2 separate regions of the Homo sapiens genome follow, and region 1 is linked to region 2. The links are chromatin contacts, found by POLR2A ChIA-PET in ENCODE. All regions are on one chromosome and are shown on one strand. The core of a region is the stretch at or near the end of the contact, and the rest is flanking DNA. Distances in the headings are between cores, read along the strand shown.

Region 1 (4,322 bases), core at 333-2,832, 1.3 Mb before region 2:
TAGGGCCAGACCCCCCACATAGGGAGGGGGCCACATTCTGGAGACTCCTCCACAGCCCCAAACACATGAAAGTTACAGATAACAGACACTCGAGTGTTTCATGTACATGGAATAGCAGCTTAGATTATGAATGGCCTGAAGCAATAAAAACAGATAAAATAATGCTTTACTTTTTAAAAGGCCAATAAAATATATCCTATGCTCACTATTTTTCCAAGATGTTATTTTTACAGTTGCCCACTTAAATGCCCGCAACACATTCTACCTGAGTTCAAAGAAGTAACTGCCCCAGGCCACAAAGCTGTGCCCAGAGAAAACATTTCTAAGTCAGTGACGCAACAAACCCCACAGTTGGTCTTTTCTCACTCTCAGCTCCATTGCATTCAGCCAGCGTCTCATTCTATTTTCTTAAGGTTATTATCATCCTCCAGCCATTTACCAATGATGTTTACTAGAGTCAAAAAATGTGGTTAGATTCCCACATGAGCTGTGGAAAGCAGCCCTGGACTGAAACCCAGGCAGGCCACAGAACCAGGCTGTGATCTCCGCTGTTTAAGGGGCCTCCATGAATTCTCACTTCCCACTAAGAAGTGAGAAGCCAACACACAGTCTGAATGGTTATCACTGGGCTCCATCCATAGACACCCACCAACGACAACTCCAAACAGAAAGCTCTTTCCCACCTTTGAAAATAGGATGCTTGGGCAAGTGTGGGTGGAGAGATAACGCTGGAAGAACTAATGCTGTGGCCGCAAAACAGCAAACAGAATCAAAACACTGGCCTAGATATTACAGCAGGGATGCCACACAAGTTCAAGTGTTGAAAGGTATACTCTGACGTGGTTGCAAATGGAAATATTAACAAGGTCAGGACACAGACATCTTCAGATGGAAGCAGGGCATAAAAGCCTTGATTTTTTTCCAAGGTGTCAGCATTAAGTGCTACACACACAACTTGAAATGGAAATAATCCTTGTTGCTACTTGGTAACCACCTTCCCACCATCAACTGCTTCTTTCTAGATCAGAGGTGTTACTGGTCTGAATTCATTTAAAGAGCTCCCCAAAGAGAGCCTGCCTTTCTGTTTTAGAGATTGCCCAGACTGAGAAAAATGAGATGATTCCTAAGGAGGAGACTGCTTACTGTAAGAATGACTCAGCTTACACGTAATCCACAGGGTTTAAGAGCTGACAGCCTCCGGGTTTCATCAAAGGCTGCTTCCACAGGCTACTTTACCATCTAACTCTCCAGCCTACAGCTTTAAACAGTTGTCCAAAAGGAAGACCTCAGTCAGCTAAAAGTCCTGTCTAATCACTAGCAGCTTCCCTGCCCAGGCCTTATCAGGAAAGGGACAAGCAACTCTTAGTTCCTCAAATGCCACCCTTATCATACGTTAGACCATAAACACACCCCATTCACAAGTGTCTAAGTGTGAGCTGACCTCCATTTCAGAGCAGATGCTAATTACGTGCATAGTTCCATCCAGGTTTTTGTTTTGCATGGATCCTTCCCTTAGGAGTTGGCATTCAAGTTGCAGGTTCCGGGCCTCCAGGTACTGCGCATAGCAGCAGCTCATGTTTAGCGTTCATCAAGTAATTAATGTGCTGTCACCAGACAGCTCAAACACTTTGACTTGACTTGAATGTTACTTCCTCTTGCAATTTCACTCAAATTTTAATTGTTGATAAAACTTAATTGTTGATAAACTGAGTCCTGGTCCCCTGCCAGTCTCAGAAGATTTTATCAGCAGTTCCTTGAAATTCTATTGCCTTATGATTATTCTCTAAGAAACTATAAAAAAAAAAAAAAAGAATGAGCACCGGGCTAGGAATCCAACACCATGTGTTTTAGTGTCAAGTCTGACGCACAGTGTGAATGACTGTCAGTAAGTTGGCCATAACTGACTTTCCTTTCACTCTTTCAAAAATGTGCATGCCTACTATGTTTCAAGCACTGCTCCAGGAGCTTGTGATGCACTGGGAAGAAAGAGACAAAGATCCCTGGCCCTGTGGAGCTGATATCCTGCTTCCTACTCTCCTTCCATAACTTTGGGTTGTTAAATCTTGCCTCCCACACATGCAGAATCAGAACTTGAGAGTGAAACATTTTTGCTGATGGTCTAGACTTGTGCTGCCCAATACAGTAGGTACCGCTGTAAATGCTAAAACACATACTGGATATCAAGGTCTCAGTATGATAAAAGGAATGTAAACTATCTCATTTAGATTTTTTATATTGATTACATACTGAAATGATGAAATTTGATATGGTAGATTAAATACACTTATTAAAATGAATTTCACTTTTTTTTGATACAGGGTCTCACCCTATTGCCAAGGCTGCAGTGCCGTGGTTCGATGGCAGCTCACTGCAGCCTTGACTTCCTGGGCTCAAGCAATTCTCCTGCCTCAGCCTCCTGAGTAGCTGGTACCACAGGCACGTGCCACCACACCCAGCTAATTTTTTAAAAAATTGTTTTTATATAGATGGGGTCTTGCTGTGTCATACAGGCTGGTCTGGAACTCCTGGACTCAAGGGATCCTCCTGCCTCAGCCTCCCAAAGTCCTGAGGTTACAGCTGTGAGTCACTGCCCCTGGCCAAATTTCACCTACTTCTACTCTTTAATGGGACTACTAGGAAGTTAATCGTGTCTCTCATATTTTTACTGGAAAGCACTGATCTAATTTATTGTCCTTATTATAATGAAGAAGCTGAAGGCTGAAGAGGTAAAGGCTCTGCCAGGACCAGAGCCCAGGTCTCCCCACAGCTAAAGTCAGCCTCAGAAGCAGAGGAGGTAAAAAGATGACAAACAGCCTGGGCACAGGAGATAGCAGCGGTGCTAGCTCTAGCTGAGCAGCTGTGAGCAAGCCTCTAGACACATATCAGGCACTTGATGAGTGTACGCGTCATCTCTGCTTCTGGATCAGTCCTCTTTCTGCTACTGCTGTGCTGCAGTTATTCCACAGGAATGACGATTGAAACTGCCCAAGTCCATATAGCACTGGCTAGCTGTGGAGATCCTAATGCCCATCTCTAACTACGACGAGCAGAGGGCAACGATGGACAGAGTGTGTTTGGGGATCAGGGGCAAGCAGCCAGGAAAGGTGGAGGGTTACCTCTTCTATCTTCATAAGGGCTAAACAAGTTGAGAGATGCTTACGGCAACGGAAGAGGGTGTGGGCAGTTGCAGTTTCATGGATAATTTTCTTCTCAAAATGTTTTTATAGGAGGCTAAGTATGGTAACAGTATGGGACTTTGTGCTTATTCAATCAAAGATAAAAATTTAAGAACTAGAAAAGAAGGTAGAAGGAAGAACTGTAAGAAAGTATTGGCCGGGCATGGTGGCTCACACCTGTAATCCCAGCATTTTGAGAGGCTGAGGCAGGCAGATCACGAGGTCAAGAGACCAAGACCATCATGGCCAACATGGTGAAACCCCATCTCTACTAAAAATACAAAAAATTAGCTGGGTGTGGTGGTGTGCACCTGTAGTCCCAGCTATTCAGGAGGCTGAGGTAGGAGGATCGCTTGAACCCACGAGGTGGAGGTTGCAGTGAGCAGAGATCGTGCTACTGCACTCCAGCCTGGCGACAGAGTAAGACTCCGTCTCAAAAGAACAAACAACAACAAAGTATTAATGAATCGAGGTGTGAAAAGAGCGGGTCCCCAGATGGAATAATGTCAGTCAGAAGCCTGTGGGAAGGGCCTGAAGCTGGATTCAAAGTTTGGTGAGAAAGGAGTATCATTCCTTTGTGCAGATATGAGTATCTGTTCTGTGAGGCAAAGAAGGGCAGTTAGGGAGACTCTGCCATGGGGGGTGGAGGGTGGGTCAAGAGTAAAGAGTCAGAAAGGCACGGTCTTGAAGAGGAGGTTCAGCTTCCAGAGGTGCAGGCAGTCCCTGTGCGCTTGGATGGAGTTCCAAATGCACAGACTGTAGAACTAGCCAGAGGCAGGGGAGGCGGACTCACTTACTGCCCTCATCAAGTTCCTGTCTACGGGCCCCTAAACCAGGTCAGTGATGACAGTGGGAAACAATAAAAAAGAGAAAGAATCAGCAGAACTAGCAACTGAGTGAACAGAGAGAGAGAAAAGGCTGAGTGAGCCATGTGAGGCTGGTGTCAGGGAGGGTGGGAAGGATGGCAAGTGCTTAAGGGAGTGGGTCTGGAGCTCAGCTTGAGGAGTTTCAGCTGTTGGTCAATTAGCTAGTCACTGCCCCTCAGCTCCAAACCTATACCCCTGTGGCCTCTACTTAAAAGAGGACTCAGCCATTGGCCTGCCTGCCTCGGTCCACCAAGAGAACTCCCACTTCAAGTACGCCTCC
Region 2 (4,360 bases), core at 1,008-3,507:
TGCAAATTTTCAGGCCTTCTCCCAGGCCTCTGAATGAGAATCTCTGTGGGTTCCTCCAGCAATCTGAATGGTTTCTCCAGGTGATTCTGAGGCACACTGAAGTTTGGGGGGCATTGTATCACACAGCTTGAAGAAACTGCATGGAGCATGAAGAGAGCAATTTTGGAATGGTGGTCCTCAGGAAAGGACTTTTCTCTCAAGTGCTTGAAAACCAACTTAATGTCACTTAGAGATAGTCAAGATATGATTTTAAGATGGAATTTAGTTGAAGAATGAACTGGTATATATGGGTTATATAGGCACAGGCAAATTATAACCAAATACACCACTGAACTTTAGGAAAATCCTCTTTGAGACCATGACTATAGACAAGGTATGATCTTGTTTGGCAAACAATTACATCTCCTTAAAGTGTCCTCTGGGAAAAGAGTGAATTGGGGGCAGATTGTCCCAAGTATATATCATCTTTTTTATTTTAAAGCCATTCATCTTTTCTCCTGGGTTAGCAAATATTTCACTTTCCAACTTAGGACTATGTGGGGTGTGACTAGGGTTTAGGGTGATTGTCAGGAATTCTTATTTTTTATTAGGGGTCTCTTGCAATTGAAAGTCTTTCATTACCAAAGCTATGCATTCTTTTCTAAAGATAAAATTTCAGGCCAATATGGGACATTTGGGGAGTAAAAATCCTCAAAAGGATGACCTCCTACTGAGTCAACTTACAGAACTGACCCTGCTAATAACCAAGAAGTGACACAGAGTATGTTACAGGATATTTATGGGGTATCCTTAACTACTAACACTGCTGCTGAAAATAATAATAATAATACCTGCCATCTATTGAGCATCATTTTACAGGTAAGGATATTGAAACTTAGAGAAGCAAAGTAGTTTGTCCCAAGTTATAATATGGGGTTATTAACAGGTCTTTGCAGAGAATTCAGGATGATACAAGATGAAAAAAATCTTTTTTTCTTCCACCTACCTCTAACAACATCATACACTCTAAGTATCTTGAAATATCATTTACACTCAGTATTACATCAACATTTTGGTACTTATTAAACCTGCCTCTAAATCTTATTACTTAATGCACCAATAATGAGGTAGAAATATTACTATAGCACAATTTTTATAAGTGTTCTGATAGCTTTTAACATTATTATATCTCAATAAAAATTATCTACTCTGTAATCTTATACACTTTATTTTATGCATTTAAAAGCCTCATACTGGGAAATGGTCCATACGCTTCAATCTCAGTTGCTAAAGGGATTTACAATATTAGAAAAAAAAAAAAAAAAAGGGTAAGATCCCCTATGGGTGGTTGGGCTTGAATTCAAACCCAGCTCTGACTGATCATAATACCCATTTTTTTTTTTTCATGCTACCTGTCTGCTTGGTGTATTTTGGCCCAAGGTTAGCAGTACATTGATGATGCTCTTTGTCAATACTCAGAGCTGTAGCCAACCAGAACTATTCAGGCACAAAGGGAGAGCAGCTGGGAATAGGGAGTGCCTCTCCCGGTTGTAAGTCACACTCTGGGTTAATCCTTCAACTGAATCCAAAATACTTTGGCTTTGAGAATGAACCTGTGTGCCCTGTGACAGAGGAAATTTCAAAATTATTGGCAGCATTAATAATGTTTATTGTGTGCCAATATGTGTTGGTTTCTATCCTGGCACCTTAAGAGAAGCTTAGTAAATATTTATGGGGCAGACACAATGCACAGGCATTGTGATAGGCAGTGTGAAGAAAGAAGGGAAAAGACTGAGTTTCTCTTTCAGACTAAGCAGTCCAACAGGGCAAAAACAAGCAAACTATTTATCAAATTATTTATCAGAAGTTGGGGATGGAGAAGCCCAAGGAAGAGAAGGAACTGGCTAGAGCCACGAAGGGTAGGCAGGGTGGGTGGATTTGGGGGTAGAGGAGGGCCTGGAGCCATACAGGAAAAGGCAGAGTGTTTTTGGCAGAACCATGATTGACTGTGTGACTGTCACACTCTTGGGCAATGGCTTACCAGTCCCTACGCAACCTGGAGCCCCACCACCTCTCCCAGGACAGCTGCTCTTCTTTGAACAGCTCAGGCCTGCTCCTGACTCAGTGCCTTTGCGTTTGATATTCCTTTCCCAGAAACACTCTTCCCTTGATATTTTGGAGGCCCACTTCCTCATCTTGATGTTTTCAAGCAGGTGTTACCTTTGAAGTAAGGCTTTTCTGATCACCCTGTTGAAAGCCACAATCTGTCTCCTCACCCCAGCACTCCACCCATTTCCTGCTTTAGTTCTCTCCAAAATAGTGATTATCACTGACACTGTATCAGTGTTTCTTAAACCTGAGTACTTATCAGAATCACCTAGAGGGCTTATTAAAACAGTCTGCTGAGCCCATCCCCAGATTTCTGATTCAGTAGATCTAGGGTTAGGCCCAAGAATTTGCATTTCTAAAAAGTTCCCAGGTGATTCTGATGCTGCTGGTCTGGGAACTCACTTTGAGAACCAGTGTATTATAAATTTTATGTCTATTGCCTGTCTCTTTCCACTAGAAGGTAAGCTGTTTACAGCAGGGATTTTTTGTGCTTTGTTCACTGTTGTACTTCCAGTGTCGGAATAGAGCCTAGCACATTGAGAATGCTATCTGTTGAGCAGAGAGGCAGATGTGGGATGCTGGTGTGCAGTGTGAGCTAAGTTTAAAAAAGAAAGATCAGACCATATCCTCGCTAAATTATTATAGAAATAATACTATATTATTATGAATATAACATTTATTTTAACAAAAGCAATTACCAATTACTGAATGTTTCTACTGTGTCAGGCCATTTAACAATGAGGTTGGGAGATACTGTATGCTTTGCTTTGCCTCAGACCACACAGTACGTGTAGTAGGTGACTTAGGTCTGCCTGACTCCAAAAAGATGGCCTTAACCACTGTGCTACAAAGCTGTCTAATGATGGACTTTTGAACTTTTTATTTCAAAATAGTTGTAGATTGACAGAAACGTTGCAAAGATGATACAGAAAGTTTTCATATACTCTTCATTCAGCTTCCTCTAATGTTAACAACTTACATAACTATGGTACATTTATCAAAACTAGGAGATCAATGCTGGCACAATACTATTAACTAAACTTCAGATTTTATTCAGATTTTACCTGTTTTTCCACAAGAATGTCCTTCATCTGTTCCTGGATTCAATCCAAGATGCCATTGTCTAGCAATTTTTAGAGACTTACTACTTGAGAAACTTAAATGTGGGCCTCATGAAATCCTGATGATACAAAGATGAGGAAAACGCAGTACAGCCCTTGAGGTGCATATGACAGGAAACAGATCCAGGAGTAAAGGGGTTCTCCTGGGACAGAGGGAAGCTCAGGGTGTTCTAAGGGCCAGAGCAAAGTGGAAAGGCAGGCCAGCCTTGGAGTTTGAGAAGGCTTCCTGGCAGTCAGGCAGGAAGAGCAATGTGAATAGGTATTGAAAGTCACTGAATTTCAGCAGAAGGAAAGGCCAGAGCGTGATGGTGGTTCAGGAGAAGCAATAGGAAGAGACTGGTCAGGAAACACCAAGAACTGAGACATTATCCATTGGTGCTGGGGACTAATGAGGCTCTCTTCCAGGGTGCCAACATAGTGAGCTATTTGTTTGTATTGGACTCTTCTGGCTGGAGTGTGTAGGCTAAATGCTTATCTTTTGATAATAAACCTAATTGTTTATATAAGCCTTCCAATATCTTTTTTTTTTTATGTAGAGACTGAGTCTCGCTCTGTCACCAGACTAGTGCGCAGTGGCACCATCTCAGCTCACTGCAACCTCTGCCTCCTGGGCTCAAGCAATTCTCCTGCCTCAGCCTCCCGAGTAGTTGGGATTACAGGCGTGCCACCATGCCCAGCTAATTTCTTTTGTATTTTAGTAGAAACGGGGTTTTGCCATGTTGCCCAGGCTGGTCTGAAACTCCTGAGCTCAGGCAATCTGCTTGCCTCAGCCTCCTAAAGTCCAGTGTCATTTTATTATACAGTCATGCACTATATATATATATGTGTGTGTGTGTGTATATATATACATATATGTATATATATACACATATATACATATACACACACACACACACACACACACACACACATATATATATATATATATATATATATGATGGTCCCATAAGATTATAAGGGAGCATATGTAGAAATCTGATATATGGGACTTGATACTGGCATTGCAGCTCAAGCAGGGGAAATGACTGATATTCAGCAATTGTGCTGGGACATTTGGTTTTCCATATGAAAACATATATAAATAAAAACATATATACCATCTATGTTTGTGTAAGTACACTCTATGATGTTTGTTCAAGGACTAAATTGCT

What was found. ChIA-PET counts read pairs that join two places held with the same protein, here RNA polymerase II (POLR2A).
Region 1: POLR2A ChIA-PET joins it to region 2 with 26 read pairs in activated CD4-positive, alpha-beta T cell. The contact joins two enhancer-like sites. POLR2A ChIA-PET finds 5 or more read pairs at or near these places in 3 of 52 experiments (CD8-positive, alpha-beta memory T cell, OCI-LY7 and activated CD4-positive, alpha-beta T cell).

What each region holds. Positions count from the first base shown.
Region 1 is chr1:117,609,836-117,614,157 of GRCh38, reverse strand. All of the region lies in intron 1 of TENT5C (terminal nucleotidyltransferase 5C), which reads right to left. Among named protein-coding and RNA genes, the nearest start is that of TENT5C, 5.9 kb to the right of the region's middle. Within about 2 kb of position 1,582, at least 8 of the 41 ENCODE cell types and tissues checked have a DNase peak (open chromatin) inside an H3K27ac peak, as active enhancers do.
Region 2 is chr1:116,323,893-116,328,252 of GRCh38, reverse strand. All of the region lies in intron 2 of LOC105378920 (a long non-coding RNA gene), which reads left to right. Among named protein-coding and RNA genes, the nearest start is that of ATP1A1, 47 kb to the left of the region's middle. Within about 2 kb of position 2,257, at least 11 of the 41 ENCODE cell types and tissues checked have a DNase peak (open chromatin) inside an H3K27ac peak, as active enhancers do.